Regions from separate parts of the Homo sapiens genome. Here region 2 is linked to region 1. A link is a loop called in an ENCODE intact Hi-C map of the cell type or tissue named here. Cell type or tissue: B cell. All regions are shown on one strand. Each heading gives the region's core, and the rest is flanking DNA. Links, peaks and the distances in the headings are about the cores only.

Region 1 (8,419 bases), core at 1,589-6,588:
AAAAAAAATTATACTTATCAGTTATCAGAAGCACAATGCTGAAGACAGTAGTTCCATAACAATTTGAAGTATGTGATCGAACTAGTAGATTATCTTAGTAGTAGTGAATTATTGTAAATGTTAGTAATTTGGCAGCCACTGGGCAGAAAAATAAGAATTGAGGCTCAATATTGATATTAATGGTGGTGATTGACACATAAATTTTATCAAGTCTACACAATATAAAATTACAGAAAGGTAGAAGAGTATACCAGTACAACTTCAACATATCTTCACTACAAGGGAGTAAAATGACATGGCCTAGTTACTATCTAATGAACTGCAGAAAACTAAAAGAAAACTCCAAGGCAACTCTTCTCTGCTGATCTGGTTGGTCCTTTTCCTACCTTTTGCAATACCCAGATACAAACAATGGATAGAAAACAAAGTAGACTTGTAGTATGCAGGTCACAGTGCTAAATTCACAGAAAGAAACCCCTGAACTGAACTGCTCTATTTCCTGGTGGTCACAAAGAGTAATTCTGGTTTACACCTACAGATTGATGTCAATCTACACCCTGTTGATAACAGTGTGGCCAAGGACAAAAAAAAGGTGCTCCGTTTTACCAATTCTGTAAAAAATTATTGGCAGGGTAAGCTCGGCTAGGGCAGGATTACATTTCTAGGACTACCATCCCCGAAATTTAGAAGATATTATATCCACATAAAGCATATCTTTCACATTAATTTGCAAAAATCTAAAAGCTTTTTCTTAGCTCAAGTGTGTCCAAGTTTACCCTGGCAGTTTAAAACGATAGTTACAAGCAGCATGGGTTGTATCAGACACATTTGAGGGCCAATTTCATGTAAGTGATATTGGGCAAGTTACTTCAACTATCTGTGCCTCCAAGGTCATACTAGTGTTTATTTACCTAAAGGGTACCTGTTATGTAACTTTAGGGTGTTTACATTAGATAATGCCTGCAAAATATTTACTTCAACGCCTAAAACATAGTTAAGTATTCAATAAATACCTACTATTGTCACTACTAACTTAAAAGTTTAGAGATTAAGAGCAGAATCTGGGGTGAGACAAACTTAGGTTCAAATCCTAGTATTGTTGGGTAATCTTGGGCAAGTTACTTAACCTCTCTGATTTGTGTAATTTAAAAAATTAGTTAATATACATAACAGGGCTTAGAAGAGTATCTAGCACATAGCACCATTTAAGCATTTGTTATTGCTAACATGCAAACAATTTAAGGGAAAGAAATTTTTTAAAAAGGAAGAGGGATTTGCAAACTAAAAACAATGAGTATCTTATGTTCAAAGAAAACTAACAAACAGCCAGCTCTAGCAATAATTAAATTCACTATATACTGGGGCAGGCATCACACCCCAAAGCTAAAAGCGTCTACCTAGGCCAGGCACGGTGGCTCATGCCTGTAATCCCAGCACTTTGGGAAGCAGAGGCGGGCAGATCGCTTGAGCTCAGGAGTTCAAGACCAGCCTGGACAACATGGCAAAACACCATCTCTACAAAAAATACAAATATTAGGCCGGGCGCAGTGGCTCACGCCTGTAATCCCAGCACTTTGGGAGGCCAAGGCGGGTGGATCACCTGAGATCAGGAGTTCGAGAGTAGCCTGGCCAACATGGTGAAACCTCGTCTCTATTAAAAATACAAAAAATTAGCCAGGCATGGTGGCAGGCGCCTGTAATCCCAGCTACTCAGGGGGATGAGGTAGGAGAATCGCTTGAACCCGGGAGGCAGAGGTTGCACTGAGCCGAGATCATGCCACTGTACTCCAGCCCGGGCAACAAGAGCGAAACTCCATCTCAAAAAATAAATAAATAAATAAATAAAATAAAGTACAAATATTAGCCAGGGATGGTGGTGCGCACCTGTAGTCCCAGCTACTTGGGAGGCTGAAGTGGGAGAATCCCCTGAGCCTGGGGAGAATCACCCGAGCCCGGGAAGTCGAGGCTGCAGTGAGCAGTGATTGTGCCACTGCACTCCATCCTAGGTGACAGAGTGAGACCCTGTCTCAAAAAAAAGAAATTGGCAGAATTAAGTAAGTTGATGTTTAGAGATGAAAAATCAACATTTTTTCCTCAGCAACTGAATAAAAACAACAGCCACTACCATTTTTTTGAGTACCTATTTGTAGCCTATTTTTTAACTGGTATTACTCGAGAGAGAGAGAGCTAGGTTCGAGACAGAGCTCCTTCTCTTAATAACTGTATGACCTAGGGTATGTCTGTTAGCCTCTCTGAGGCTTCAAAGGTTCCTCATCTGTAAAATGGTAATAATCATACCATTGCTACAGGGCTGTTTTGAAGACTAATTAGGACTATGTAAGTAAACATGATGATGGCTATTATTACTGTTCCCCGCCAGGGGCCATGCAAGGGTTGCTGATTCACATAGACTGTCTTATAATCCTCTCAATAACTCCAAGAGGTAGCCAGCACCTCAGATATACATAAAATGACTTAAGCCCAGAGAGGTGAAGTAAGTTGCCCACAGCCACACAACTAGTAAATAGCCCAAACAAGCTGGATTCCCAGTTAGACTCCGTTAATAGCACTGCTCTTTACCTTAAGTCATTACAATGCCTAATATGAAATAGAATCGCTTCTTTCTTAGGGTTCAAGTGGTTAATTATTTAATGTATTCATTCAACAAACCATCATCGAGGACCTCTTACAAGCCAAGTACTGTGCTAAGTGCTAGAGTTACGGCGGTGATTCCTGCCCTTAAAAAGTTTTAGTGGGAGAAACAACAGGTAACCAGGTCATTGCCAAAACAACAAAAATAATCATAATAAAGCAGGCTAAAGCATATTTAACTGGCCGGGGTTTTGACTATTTTAGCAAGCATGATCAGAACGGTTGAGGAGGGAGGCCAGCAGCTTGGCCGGTTCAACAAACAAGAAAAAACCAGTGAGGGTGGAGCTAAGATACCAGAGGCTGATTACGGTTAAGAATGTTCTTGAAGGTAAGGACCAGATTCTCATTTTCTATATCCTGGGGCATCGGTCAGCATGGAATCTGGATTCTAGCACATGTGAATTTCGGCTTGAAATGACCTAATGCCTTTTCCCTAGTTCCTTCGTGTGTCAAATACGCATGGTTACCGCTACCAGAGCTGTAGTGGGGCTTCAATGAGGCCATGAGCATCTCCATAAAGATGAACTACAGTGTGTGCAAAACTAAAGGCAAAACCTGGTCCCCACACGCCCTCCCAGGTGGTCGCTTTCCGTGCCGAGGCCCCTCCAGAGGTGCCCCGAGAACCTCACCATCGCACCCCAAACTTCCAGGGAAGGGCCTCTCCCGAGAAAGCCCCCACGCCCCCACCCCGCGCCATCATTCCCGAATCTGCCCTCGGCCCCTCCCCGCAGCACGCTCGCAGGCGGCACATGTCAACCAAAACGCCATTTCCACCTTCTCTTCCCACACGCAGTCCTCTTTTCCCAGGGCTCCCCCGAGGAGGGACCCACCCCAAACCCCGCCATTCCGTCCTCCCTGCCGCCCTCGCGTGACGTAAAGCCGAACCCGGGAAACTGGCCGCCCCCGCCTGCGGGGTTCCCTGGGCCCGGCCGCCCGAGCCCGCACTGCGGATCCCGCGCCTCAGGGCCCGGCCGCCACCTGCCGCGTGGGCCTGAACCGGCCAGGGCCGGCAGGCCGAGCTGCTCACCACGACGCCAGGGCTGCGGGTCGCCATAACGGAGCCGGCCGGCGCGCGGGCTGACTGCTCAGGAGGAGGAAGCCGGTGGCGGAGCAGAGGAGGAGGCGGAGGCGCAGCAAGAGGCGGCGCCGCGCGGGAAAGCCGAGAGGTTCGCCTGAGGGCTCGTCGCAGCCGCCTGAAGCTGAGGAGAAGCAGGCCCCGCCCTCTGCCCGCCCCGCCACGCCCCGCAGGCCCCGCCCCCGGCCCCGCCCGCGCGCCTACGCCGGCGCCTACCAGTTTGCAGGCTCACTAGGTAGCCGTGGGAATTTTCTCCCAGAAGAAGCCGAGGCTCCCCCAGCGAAGCCCCTTTCCCTCCCAACTCAGTCTCCTATTCAGAGGGCTCCCTGATTCCCAAACCTACCGGCGCGCGTTGCTTCATGGCGGCCGTAAACCGGGCCCCGGCTCTTCGGGTTCCAGTCATCGCGTGAATCCTTGGACCAGACGTCCCATTCCCAAGACCTTGCACTACCTGTGGCTTCCATTTTCCTGACTCTTGGCCCAGTGCTTCCCCAAACCCTTAACTGGTTGTAACAGTTGAGACCTAGAGTCCTAGAGTCACCCAGATCAGGGTACACATCTGAGAGGACACTTAACTGCTCTGTAGTTTTGTACAAATCAGACTCTGAGCCTCTATTTTTGCCTCACTAAAATGAGCATATTAGCCCGGCGCGGTGGCTCATGCCTGTAATCCCAGCACTTTGGGAGGCCGAGGCAGGTGGATCACTCAAGGTCAGGAGTACGAGACCAGCCTGGCCAACATGGCGAAACCCCATCTCTACTAAAAATACAAAAATTAGCTGGGCGTGGAGGCGGGCGCCTGTAATCCCAGCTAGTCCGGAGGCTGAGGCAGGAGAATCACTTGAACCCGGGAGGCGGAGGTCGCACTGAGCTGAGATCGCACCACTGCACTTCAGCCTCCGCGACAGAATGAGACTCCGTCTCAAAAATAAATAAAAATAAAAATAAATAAAAATTTAAAAATAAAATGAGCATATTAACAATACATAAACAGGATCATTTTGAGTATTAGAGGAGTATAGGTATGCGTGTGTGTATGTATATATATATGCACTTAGGACAGTACAGTCAGCAAATGGGAACTACTGTTATTACTACTGATCTTTATTTTTGCCCACACAAGTTCTTATATTGAATCTGAAAACAAAAATATGTTCCCCTGCTAATTAATTCTCAGATAGGTCAGGTAAGCAAGCAACAGTTGCTCCAGCAACACCATTTCTTATATACTCAACCCTATAGCTCCAGCATCCACCACAGTGCCCAGCACATAGTTGGTGGCCTCCCTCTTATTAAGGACGCTGAGGGGTATGTGATGGCAGGAGATTTGTAAAACTAGGCAAGTCATTGAGCTTCTCTGGACCTCAGTCTCTTCATCTAAAAAATGAGAATAATAAACCTGGGTAACATGGTGAGACTCAGTCTCTACAAAAATGAAAAATTATCTGGGCCTGGTGGCCATGTGCCTGTAGCCCCAGCTACTTGGGAGGCTGAGGTGGGAGGATGGCTTGAGCCCAGGAGGTCCAGGCTGCAGTGAGCCAAGACTGTGCCACTGCACTCCAGCCTGGGCAACAGAGAAATATCCTGTCTCAAGAAAAAAGAAAAAGAGAGAGAGAGAGAATAATAACTACTGCCATGAAGAGTTTTACGAGAATTCTAAAAATCATTTATGTAAAGTACCTCATATAGTATTTGCCACATAATAGGTGCTCAAGAAACAGTAGCTGTTATAATTTTAGCATGTATGAATTTGTGAAGTCCATACTTCCCTACTTTCCCTGTCTTCCCTCTTTATCCTGGAGAGGCAGCAGGCTGTAATGGAAAAGGGATGTATGGGCTTTGGACTGAGTTCAAATCCTGGGTTCCCCACTATTATAGCATTTTGACTTTGGGCAAGATCCTTGGTCCCTGCGTGCTTGGTTTCTTATACGTCAAATGAGGTTAATATCTCTGTCACAGAGTGTGGTGAAGATTAAACAAAATAATATATGCAAAAGTGCCTAGCATAGAGCTTGGCTCAATACATGATGATACCAATGTTACGTGTTCCATAATAATTTTGCCTTAAACAGTTCACTTTCTTCTAGCCTCTAAGACTTTTTTTTTTTTTTTTGAGACAGAGTCTCGCTCTGCTGCTCTGCTGGAGTGCAGTTGAATGATCTCAGCTCACTGCAACCTCTGCCTCCCGGGTTCAAGCAATTCTCCTGCCTCAGCTTCCCGAGTAGCTGGGACTACAGGCGTGTGACACCAGACCTGGCTAATGTTTGTATTTTTAGTAGAAAATGGGGTTTCACCATGTTGGCCAGGCTGGTCTTGAACTCCTGACCCCAGGTGATCCGCCCATTTTGGCTTCCCAAAGTGGTGAGATTACAGATGTGAGCCACCACGCCCAGCCTGCCTCTAAGACTTCTTATCCATTCCCCTGTTGATGGACATTTGGGCAGTTTCCAGGTTTGGGCTATTAGAAATAATGCTACTATGAACATTTTGTACATATCTTTTGGTGAATATATGAATGCATTTCTATTTGGCATAGAACTTGAAATTCATATTAGAACATTTTCATTACTTATCCTTTTAACAAACATTGTGTTCTATCAGGAAGTTAATTCAGAGAACTTCCGGTTATATATTCGTCCCCTGACACATGTGGTCTCAGCTACTCAAATTTGTTTCTAAATTAGGTACCCAACAATTCAGAATCCTTCCAGCTTGCCTCTGGCTTGCAGTTCCTTTCTCCAAATCCTGCAGTACCAGATACTCCTGTATTTTAATAGTGGATTTGAAACAAATAATGATAGCCAGATGATTGTAAAAACAAAGAAACAGTACTGTTCTTTCAATCTTGTCATTCTGTGTGACAATTTGGACTTTTTATTTGTATTTAAAATGGAAAACAGCAAACACTGCAATCTGCAAGATGTAAGACTTTTTCTTGGTAAGTGAAAATCTGGTTCACATATGAAATGGTTTACTGAATTTCCACATTATATTTAAAGTGGAAATGTATTCTTCTAAAATATTGTTTTCCCACTACAGACAAAAGCAAGAAAATAATTATTCCTAATTATTATATGATTATTATTGAAAATGATTTTGTCATAGAGGTGAAAAATGTTAAAAAATTATCTACTCTGGACGTCCTATATGCTAGGTATGTCACTGTTCTTTACTGGAATATCTGCATGCAGGAAGAAATAAGGAAAGCATGAGTGTAACCTAAGATTCCTCTTCCCGATGCCTTTCCAGAAACAATTTTTTTTTTTTTGAGATGGAGTCTTGCTCTGTCACCCAGGCTGGAGTCCAGCGGTGTGATCTCAGCTCACTGCAACCTCTGCCTTCCAGGTTCAAGCAATTCTCCTTTCTCAGCCTCCCGAATAGCTGGGACTACAGTTGCACGCCACCACACCCGGCTAATTTTTGTATCTTTAATAGAGACAGGGTTTCACCATATTGATCAGGCTGGTCTCGAACTCCTGACCTCAGGTGATCCGCCTGCCTCGGCCTCCCAAAGTGGTGGGATTACAGGCATGAACCACTGCACCCAGCCAGAAACAATTTTGTAATCGACTTGTTTGAACACAATTATGAATTATTTGTGCGCCACAACCAAGTCCAACTGTATTTCTTCTCTAGAAATTTCTTTATTAAGAAGTCTGTTTTTAACCATGGTGCTGTGCTCCGCCAAAATTTGTATTTCTATGAAAAACAATCATCACAAAAATATTTATACTAAATGTTTACTTTTTCAATGAGTTGATAATGGTTTTCTCAATAATGCCAGATGTTTCACTTTCATCAGAATAACTTTCCATAAGCTTTACTTTTTTTTTTTTTTTTTTTTTGATACGGAGTCTCGCTCTGTCACCCAGGCTGGAGTGCAGTGGCGCGATCTCGGCTCACTGCAAGCTCTGCCTCCCGGGTTCACGCCATTCTCCTACCTCAGCCTCCCGAGTAGCTGGGACTACAGGCACCTGCCACCACGCCTGGCTAATTTTTTTTGTATTTTTTAGTAGAGACGGGGTTTCACCGTGTTAGCCAGAATGGTCTCGATCTCCTGACCTTAGGTGATCTGCCCGCCTCGGCCTCCCAAAATGCTGGGATTACAGACATGAGCCACCGTGCCCGGCCTCCATAAACTTTACTTTTATTCCATAAATGGGGTGTAAAATTGAACCATAATTGGAATTAACTAACATGATGGTTAATTTCTTTCTTTTTCTTTTTTTTTGAGACAAAGTCTTGCCCTGTGACCCAGGCTGGAGTGCAATGGCGCGATCTGGGCTCACTGCAACCTCCACCTCCCGGGTTCAAGCAATTCTCCTGCCTTAGCCTCCTGAGTAGCTGGAATTACAGGTGTGTGCCACCACGTCGGGCTAATTTTTGTATTTTTAGTAGAGATGGGGTTTCACCATGTTGGCCAGGCCGGTCTGAAACTCCTGACCTCGTGATCTGCCTGCCTCAGTCTCCCAAAGCGCTGGGATTACAGGCGTGAGCCACCGTGCCTGGCCATGATGGTTAGTTTTATGTGTCAACTTGGCCCATATATTTGGTCAAACATTCTTCTGGATGTTTCTGTGAAGGTGTTTTTTGTATGAGATTAATATTTAAATCGGTGGGTTTTGAGAAAGCATATTACCCTCCATAATGTGAGTGGGCCTCATCAGCTAAAGGCCTTAATAGAACAAACAC
Region 2 (6,749 bases), core at 1,749-6,748, 290 kb after region 1:
AACTATATTTTTTATTGTGTTCCGTACCATGACATATTTTCCACTTAGAAAATTTATAATGGTGCAAAGATGGACAAACTTAATCAGAAAAGTGATTGAAAAAAGTGATGTGTGTAAAACATTTCTGGTTTACAGCTTTTTCTTTGATTATAGTATTACAGTCTGCTAGCAATTTTATGGTTTGTAATACCAGAAGTTCCACTTCTAAGGTCACATAAACAGGAAAATCAAAGTGTTTCAAACAGAGTGTAAAAATACCTTTAACACTATTTAATCTTAATAGTGAATCACTTTAATGTCTACTGAGTCTATTCTCAAGGTGGGAGAATTAATTTGAGAAACAATTTTTCTACTGATGGCAAGCAGGTTATTCTTATATCTTTTCAATATTTGCACACATATTTTGATGTAAAATATTTGACATGTAAAAAATATGGTTGTTAGTGAGAGGAAATTGTGTTTTAACATACTACTGAGAAAAGCAAAGACCCACACAACAAGGTAATTTTAAGGCATCACATAATAGCAAAATTAGCTCCATGTTGTAAGTTCTAGTACCAACATATTTCAGCTGAATTATGTGAGATGTAATTTAATTGTATTTTAATTTGATTACTCTTTTGATTTAAAATAAGATTAAATCATTACTAGAGATAAGAAATGTTTGTAAATAGACACTTATTCTAAAAAATCAAAGTTAGCAAAGACCAGCTTGTAAAAGTAAGGTTTACTTACAAGTAAAATTTAGTAAAATGTGTATTTTAAACGTATTTGTATATCAGAAAAGTTGATCCACCTTCTGGTGCCATTTGGTCTTCATAAAATCCTTTGAGATTGGGATAAGTATATTTTTACTTTCTACATTTTTTAAACTAAGTTATATTAACTGTGCATGTTCAATTAGTGAAATTTTCTGCTTCTTATCAAGTGGCAAATCTTTTGAAATTGATATTTCATTCTCATGGACGCTATTTAGTTGAAGATGTATTTATTTTATTTACATGATTTATGTTGGCATATGCTATTGAAAAGAAATAAGATTCAGAAATTCATTACTGACTCTAATTTTTCTCTTTGTTCTGCTGACATAAATTTTCATAAACAAATTAAGGCCTGGTCCAAAAAATTCAAATTTCATTTTTTCAGGCTGATTTGTGTTAGTATGATTGGCATTCAAAAGAAGATTGATTCATCTAAAAACTATGAAATGTTTGCAAATGAAGGAATACTTCGTTTAAAAAATAAAGTTAGTGAAGACCAGTTTTGATAGACTTCTAATGAAATCACAGTTCCTGCTCTAGGATCAAATAGCAAAATAGCATTTGAAATATTTTGTTTGGGATCTTCCGCCTCCATTCTGTTTAGTGAGTGTTCTGATCTGCTGGCTTTGTTTTAGGCCTCATGGGCATGCACATGAGCACATGAACATAAACACACAAATGTAGCAAAACACATATTTCAGTGGGACACTAAACTTCTCATCCTGGGCAAAACCAGAGTGTAACAGACCTTAATTGCAAGTGTAGTTCAAAAATGTAGAGTAGTAAATACACATAGAACAAAAGCTCTATTCTAGTTGTGTGAGGAACATAATACTCTTAAATTACTTTCTGGTTTCCATGGGGACCTTTTTGTTCTAAGATACCAATCATTAGGTTTAACAAAGCCACTTAATATTATTTCTAAATCAAGTAACATGATTTCTCAACTGGGTAAAATGTCAATTTTATTCTTAAAGGTGTTCAAATCCAAACTACTTGAGATTGCTGCTTTATATGGCATAATTAAATCTAGAGGTCAATACAGAAGAATCCCTTCACCCCTTTTCAAGGCAGAGGAAAGCTCAAAGTGGGTCTATTTTGAGGGGAATATTTTGCTGGGCATTCACCGTTTTTCTTTGAATCCATCATAAACTCAAAATAGTGTCAAGAATTTAAAGTTGTGATGAGAATCCTTAGGCTCACGAAAGATAACAAGTTCTCCCTCCCTTTGGCCAGTTTCCATACCTTTCTTACACATTCTGACAGAACATCTGGGCTTTCGTGTAGGCATGTATTCTATATCATATTTACATACATGCGTATATACGCACACCGGCCAGTCTGTTTGGTCATAAATGATGTGACTGGGGGATAGGAGTTGTGGCTCCTTTATTTTGCAGAATGCCTAAGTATTGTTTGTCTCACAATACTGGGAGCGAGCAGGAGCCCGGTGGGAGCCTGGAGCCTTAAGCCCTGGGCTGTGGTCTGGGGGAGGGGACGGGGTTGCGGGGTCACAAGCTCTTTGCTTTTAGCCTCAGCATGACCACAAGTTTTAAAGCATGAAGGGATCACGTGCTTTTCTTTGAGCTGTTAGTTATTCTGACTTTTGGGGGGGGTGTGTGTGAAATGCTTTGTTCTTTAGATTTTTTTGATTCTCTAGGTATTTTGGCCGATGATTAAATTTTTTTTCCAAAAGAAAGAGACAAAAATAAATCATTTGGTGTATCAAAATGTCCTAGTTTCTCATAACCTATATCTTGTACTTAGTTAGTTTTACCTTGTGCTAGACAGGTACTGAGATGGAATAAATTATTTTCGCCAGTTGGGAACTTGATCCAGACATTCTATATGTTGCAAACCCTTAAAAAAAATTAAGAACAAGAAAATATCCTGGTAAAGCAATCTCAAAATACCTTATTCCGGGTATTGTTCTAGCTTTAAAGGGAAGGAGGACTGGGAGGAGGGGTGGGAGATGGGGGGTGGCGAATAGGAAGACTGGGAGGATGTCTTGTTTAATGAACTGCTAAAACTTTTGGAAAATTTTAAGCTAGTGAAGTCCCTCAACACGGTATTTCCATTTGAAAACCTTTACTTAAATATGTCACTCTTGGGGAGTTACTTCTACTTGTTCCCTTTAATAGGATGATTTCATCTTTTCCAACCTTCTTCTGTCTCTCCAACCAAGACACATAGACTCCGAATACCAAATAAAGACTTTTGAAGATAATGAGATTTATTTGGGAACATTTTCCAAAATCAGGGTAATGGGTTTTTTTGTTCTGATGTTGAAGAGGATGAGGATATGTTTACTCATTGACCCGGGAGCTCTGGCTGCAGCTGTAGGACACAATTAATTATGCTAATAGTTTGTGAGGAGCGGATGTAGCTCCCCCAACCCCCCTTTTTTCGAGGGGAGGGGAGTTTGGCAAAAGGGGAAGGAGACGCCCTGGGGTCGGATCACATGATATTATCTTCGCGCCACTTTCGCAAAAACCCTTTTTTTTACTCCAGGTTTTGCTCCAGCTCAAAGGTACTGTTCTTATCTTGCTTTAATACAACGCTTCTTAAAGTCGGGTCTAAGTTCTCTTCCCTCCCCCTCCTCTTCTTTCCACTGCTAGTCGTTACCATTAAAGGTCGAAAGTTGCATTGCAGTCGGTGCAATCTCACAGGAGGGATCTGGTTGGGTAGTAAACTTCGGGCTGCGTAGTTTCCAGAAAGTATCACGCAGACGTGCCAGGGTAGGCTGCAAGGTCTGTTGCATGAAAAAGGGGAGGAAGCCCACCTGTGCGAGTGACTCGCGTTGGAGAAATGATTGTGGTTTTCGTTGCATCCACCGCTGACTCCTGAGGGGCGCTGGCAGTTCAGGTTGGACTCTTTCGCGGGCCAGGGGCGGGAGAGGCCAGTCTTTTGTAATGTTTGCCTGAGCTACTACTGTGCACCAGTGCACCAGGTTGAGAATCACATGGCGCCCTTGTCCTCTTCTGGGCTTTGGGCTGCCACAATCACCCTGGTAACAATGGTGGAAAGGGAGGGGTCCGGCTTCATTTTGCACCCCTTCCCTCCTTCCTTGCCCCCCGCTTGCCTTCCAGGGCTTTCCTCCTCCGACCCAGCGTGCTCACTGGTCTCTGATTTGTAACCTCGTACCCTGCACACCCCCGCCCACCCCCCCAACCCCCGCACGCTCCCCAAATCCCATCTTGCGCCTGTGTCCGCCAGGGACGCGGAGAAGGTATATAGCCCGGTTGTCTCTCATTTTGCCCGGTGTTCAAAGTCTGGTATGCTTAATTCCATTTTGATTGTGCGTCTTAAACTAAGACATCATTTTATTCTACAGAGCGCTGTCGGGCTTTGGCCTTGAAGCAGCCCGCCCTCAATTGGTTCTCATTAGCGGTGGAATGAGAGGAGAAAGCAAGATAATTGCACCGTATCTTCCGCACATTTGCGCGTGTATTCGGTGGCTGCTACCGTTAACGATACCTGCCAAGAAACCCTGATTTAGTGGGTGAAGAGGGCGCCTGGCAAGGGCGAAAGCCTCCCAACAGTAGCACAAGGTGCTAGGGGTTAAAACTTTCACATGTGCAGAGAGTAAGTCGTGTTTCTATTTCTTCCCTCCTCGGGCCTTAGGAACACTTTCAATCTAGCGGCGAGGTGGCGCGCATGCGCGCGCCGGGTGGGGGACACCCCTGTCCCACGGCTCCGTGGGCCTCGTCGTCTGTCTCCGGTGGGGGGCTGAGGCGAGCGCCGCGGGAGCGAGATGGGACAAGGTGGTAGTGAGTGCGCCATCCTGGCCCGGATGCCGGTGGCACCCGCACCGGCTCCGGCCACGGCCTCTGCCTGGGCCGCTGTCCCAGGCGCGCCTTTAATTAAGGACTCCAGCTTGGGGGAAGAGAGAAGGGAAAATGCCGACTGCGGTCCGCCCGTGGGTAACTGGGGCTCGGTGGGGTTTTCGCTTTGGCGGGGTGGGGGTTCCGTTTCCTAATTCCTGTGCGGGCCGGGTGGGCGGGGGCGGGCTTTTTTCCTTGGGCTATTAAAGGCAGAGGGGCGGGCTTTTCCCAGGGATATAGCTACGGACAGAGGGCCAAGGGGACGGAGCGCTCCTCAAGTGGTGGCAGGGAGGCTCGTGGCCCCGCGTCGCTCTGGACAGGGGCGCTTTGGGGTGAGATGTGCGCTCGCGGCCTTGATCCATTTAGTGGACGCTTTTTCTCACTTCTCTTCCCCTTCTGGCTCCGCGGGAGACTGCGCTCGCACCCGGCCCCGGAGCGCTCGAGCTGCGCGCTGGGACACTGGGTATACGTGTGGAGGGGACACCCGGAGAGGGCGGCCCGTGCGGGATCCCCGCGCTCTCCACCTGCGAGGGGCGGGCCGGAGCTGGGTCCCGCGCGCGGTTTCCCGAGCGGGTGGCTGGGCAAGAAGGGAGCCCTTCGTTGGGGCAGCTGTGATCCGGTAGAGTTGACTGGTTGGGTGGGAGGGGACGGAGCGGGCGGGACTTGAGAAAAGCAAAGTACCAGAGTGCGGTTGAGGGGTAGCGGGCAGCGCGCGGGAAACGACTCCCCTTTTCTTCTCCACCGTTGACCTTTAGGTTCCTGGAAAACTTTGGTGGTGAGGGTGTGAAATGAGGGGGTGCACGTGGAGGGAAAAAAGGGACTCCCCTCCCTCTTGGCTTCTATCCCACCAACCCGGGAATGGAGGGGGAGGGAGGCGTGGGCTTGGCGCGTTTTTGGTGCTTTGAATGGAGAACTCCGTTTCCCATGATGCTTTGTTTCTTTCTCTTTAATTTCGGCGGCGGCTGAGGCTGCACGAGGACTGGAGCGCGTGGTGTGAGCAGCTGGAGCACACCCTGGACGCGCGGGCTGCTCGCGGACTTCAACGGGAGCATTAGGTAAGGGTGTGAGAGACGCGGGAAGAGGCAAAAGGGAGCCACAAAGGCGTACAGGGAAGGACTTCTTTCTTTCTTTTCCTTATTATTATTATTATTATTTGCAATTTAAGGGGATTGGAGAGTGACTGCCCAGCGTGCGCGAGGGATGCCAGATGAACCGCTAATTAGCAAAAGGTAGTAACTAGAAGGGCGCCCTGTCTGATGGCTGTGGGGCTCAGTTTGGCCAGGTTGGGTTGGCAAATACTATGCATTTTGAGTCAAGTTTGGAGTATTTTTTTTTTAATGGAAAAGAAATCTTCACAGGTGTAGAAACCCAATTTAAGGGGAAAAATGTTATTTTTCTCATTTCTATACTAAATCCATTCTTCCCTAATAGAAAATTGATTCCAGATTGATGTATAAGTTTTATAAATCAGTTTAGTTTGTAAAGACTTCTAAAGACTCATTTAGTGGCATAAGATATCGTGACGAAAGTTCAACATTTAAAATTCCCTCACTCGTTTAACGTATTACAGATTCTGTCCCAAACGTTTTTGTTTTTCTTTTAAACAAAAGTTACCCCATCATGGAAGAGATAGGGGACCCTGTGAGCCTTTTTCACATAGAGGCTCACTTCCTTGCTGTATGTTCTTAGGTAAAATAAGCACTTGGAAATGGGAGAAGGTTTTCTTATGGAAGATAATGACATGAAGGGAAGAAGAGCTAATCTGCCTACTTTGGTTTAATGGAGAAAATGGGTCCATAAATGTTTAAACAGAAGTAGAGCCCTTTGAAATAGATCAAAATGTGACATCTCTCAGCCATCTGTGCATTATGTGAAGACTGTAAGGCTGTGTTTCTTAAACCAGCTCTAAAATTTCTCTCATTTTCTATTAATGGGGTGGGGGCTGGGAATATTCATTTAATCTAACAGTCACTTTCCGTATGGAGCCCAAAAGCTCTGAATGATCTGAAGACTCGAATACTCATCCTGGGTTTTACATGCTCCTTTCTCTAGGTCCTCCTCTTATAAAATCAGGGTGGATAGAATGTGCCTGCAAATTACTGAGATGCAGATATCAAATTTTCTTAGATGGAGAGGGGGAGTCCAAAATCTGCTTATACATAAG

What was found. A loop is a pair of places that touch in the nucleus more often than their neighbours do. Peaks named below come from ENCODE experiments on the same cell type or tissue, not always from the same donor. Only the 100,000 strongest peaks of a DNase experiment are listed, where the experiment ranks them.
Region 2: it touches region 1 in a loop (7-fold over the local background); 1 of 110 quality-filtered maps calls a loop at or near these places.

Annotation. Positions count from the first base shown.
Region 1 is chrX:134,455,599-134,464,017 of GRCh38, reverse strand. HPRT1 (hypoxanthine phosphoribosyltransferase 1) reads right to left here and starts at 3,853. Exons shown (of 9, transcript NM_000194.3): 1 at 3,680-3,853. The coding sequence starts at 3,706. RefSeq lists silencers at 3,582-3,761, 3,862-3,981. In B cell, for the core only: no CTCF peak of the experiment used is centred there; a DNase peak (open chromatin) is centred at 3,797; H3K4me3 peaks cover 1,353 bases; H3K27ac peaks cover 560 bases.
Region 2 is chrX:134,170,560-134,177,308 of GRCh38, reverse strand. It overlaps MIR106AHG (miR-106a-363 cluster host gene), which reads left to right and starts at 3,221. Exons shown (of 2, transcript XR_007068340.1): 1 at 3,221-5,640. RefSeq lists a silencer at 2,096-2,390 and an enhancer at 4,349-5,156. In B cell, for the core only: no CTCF peak of the experiment used is centred there; DNase peaks (open chromatin) are centred at 3,218, 4,498, 5,138, 5,288 and 1 weaker place; H3K4me3 peaks cover 2,625 bases.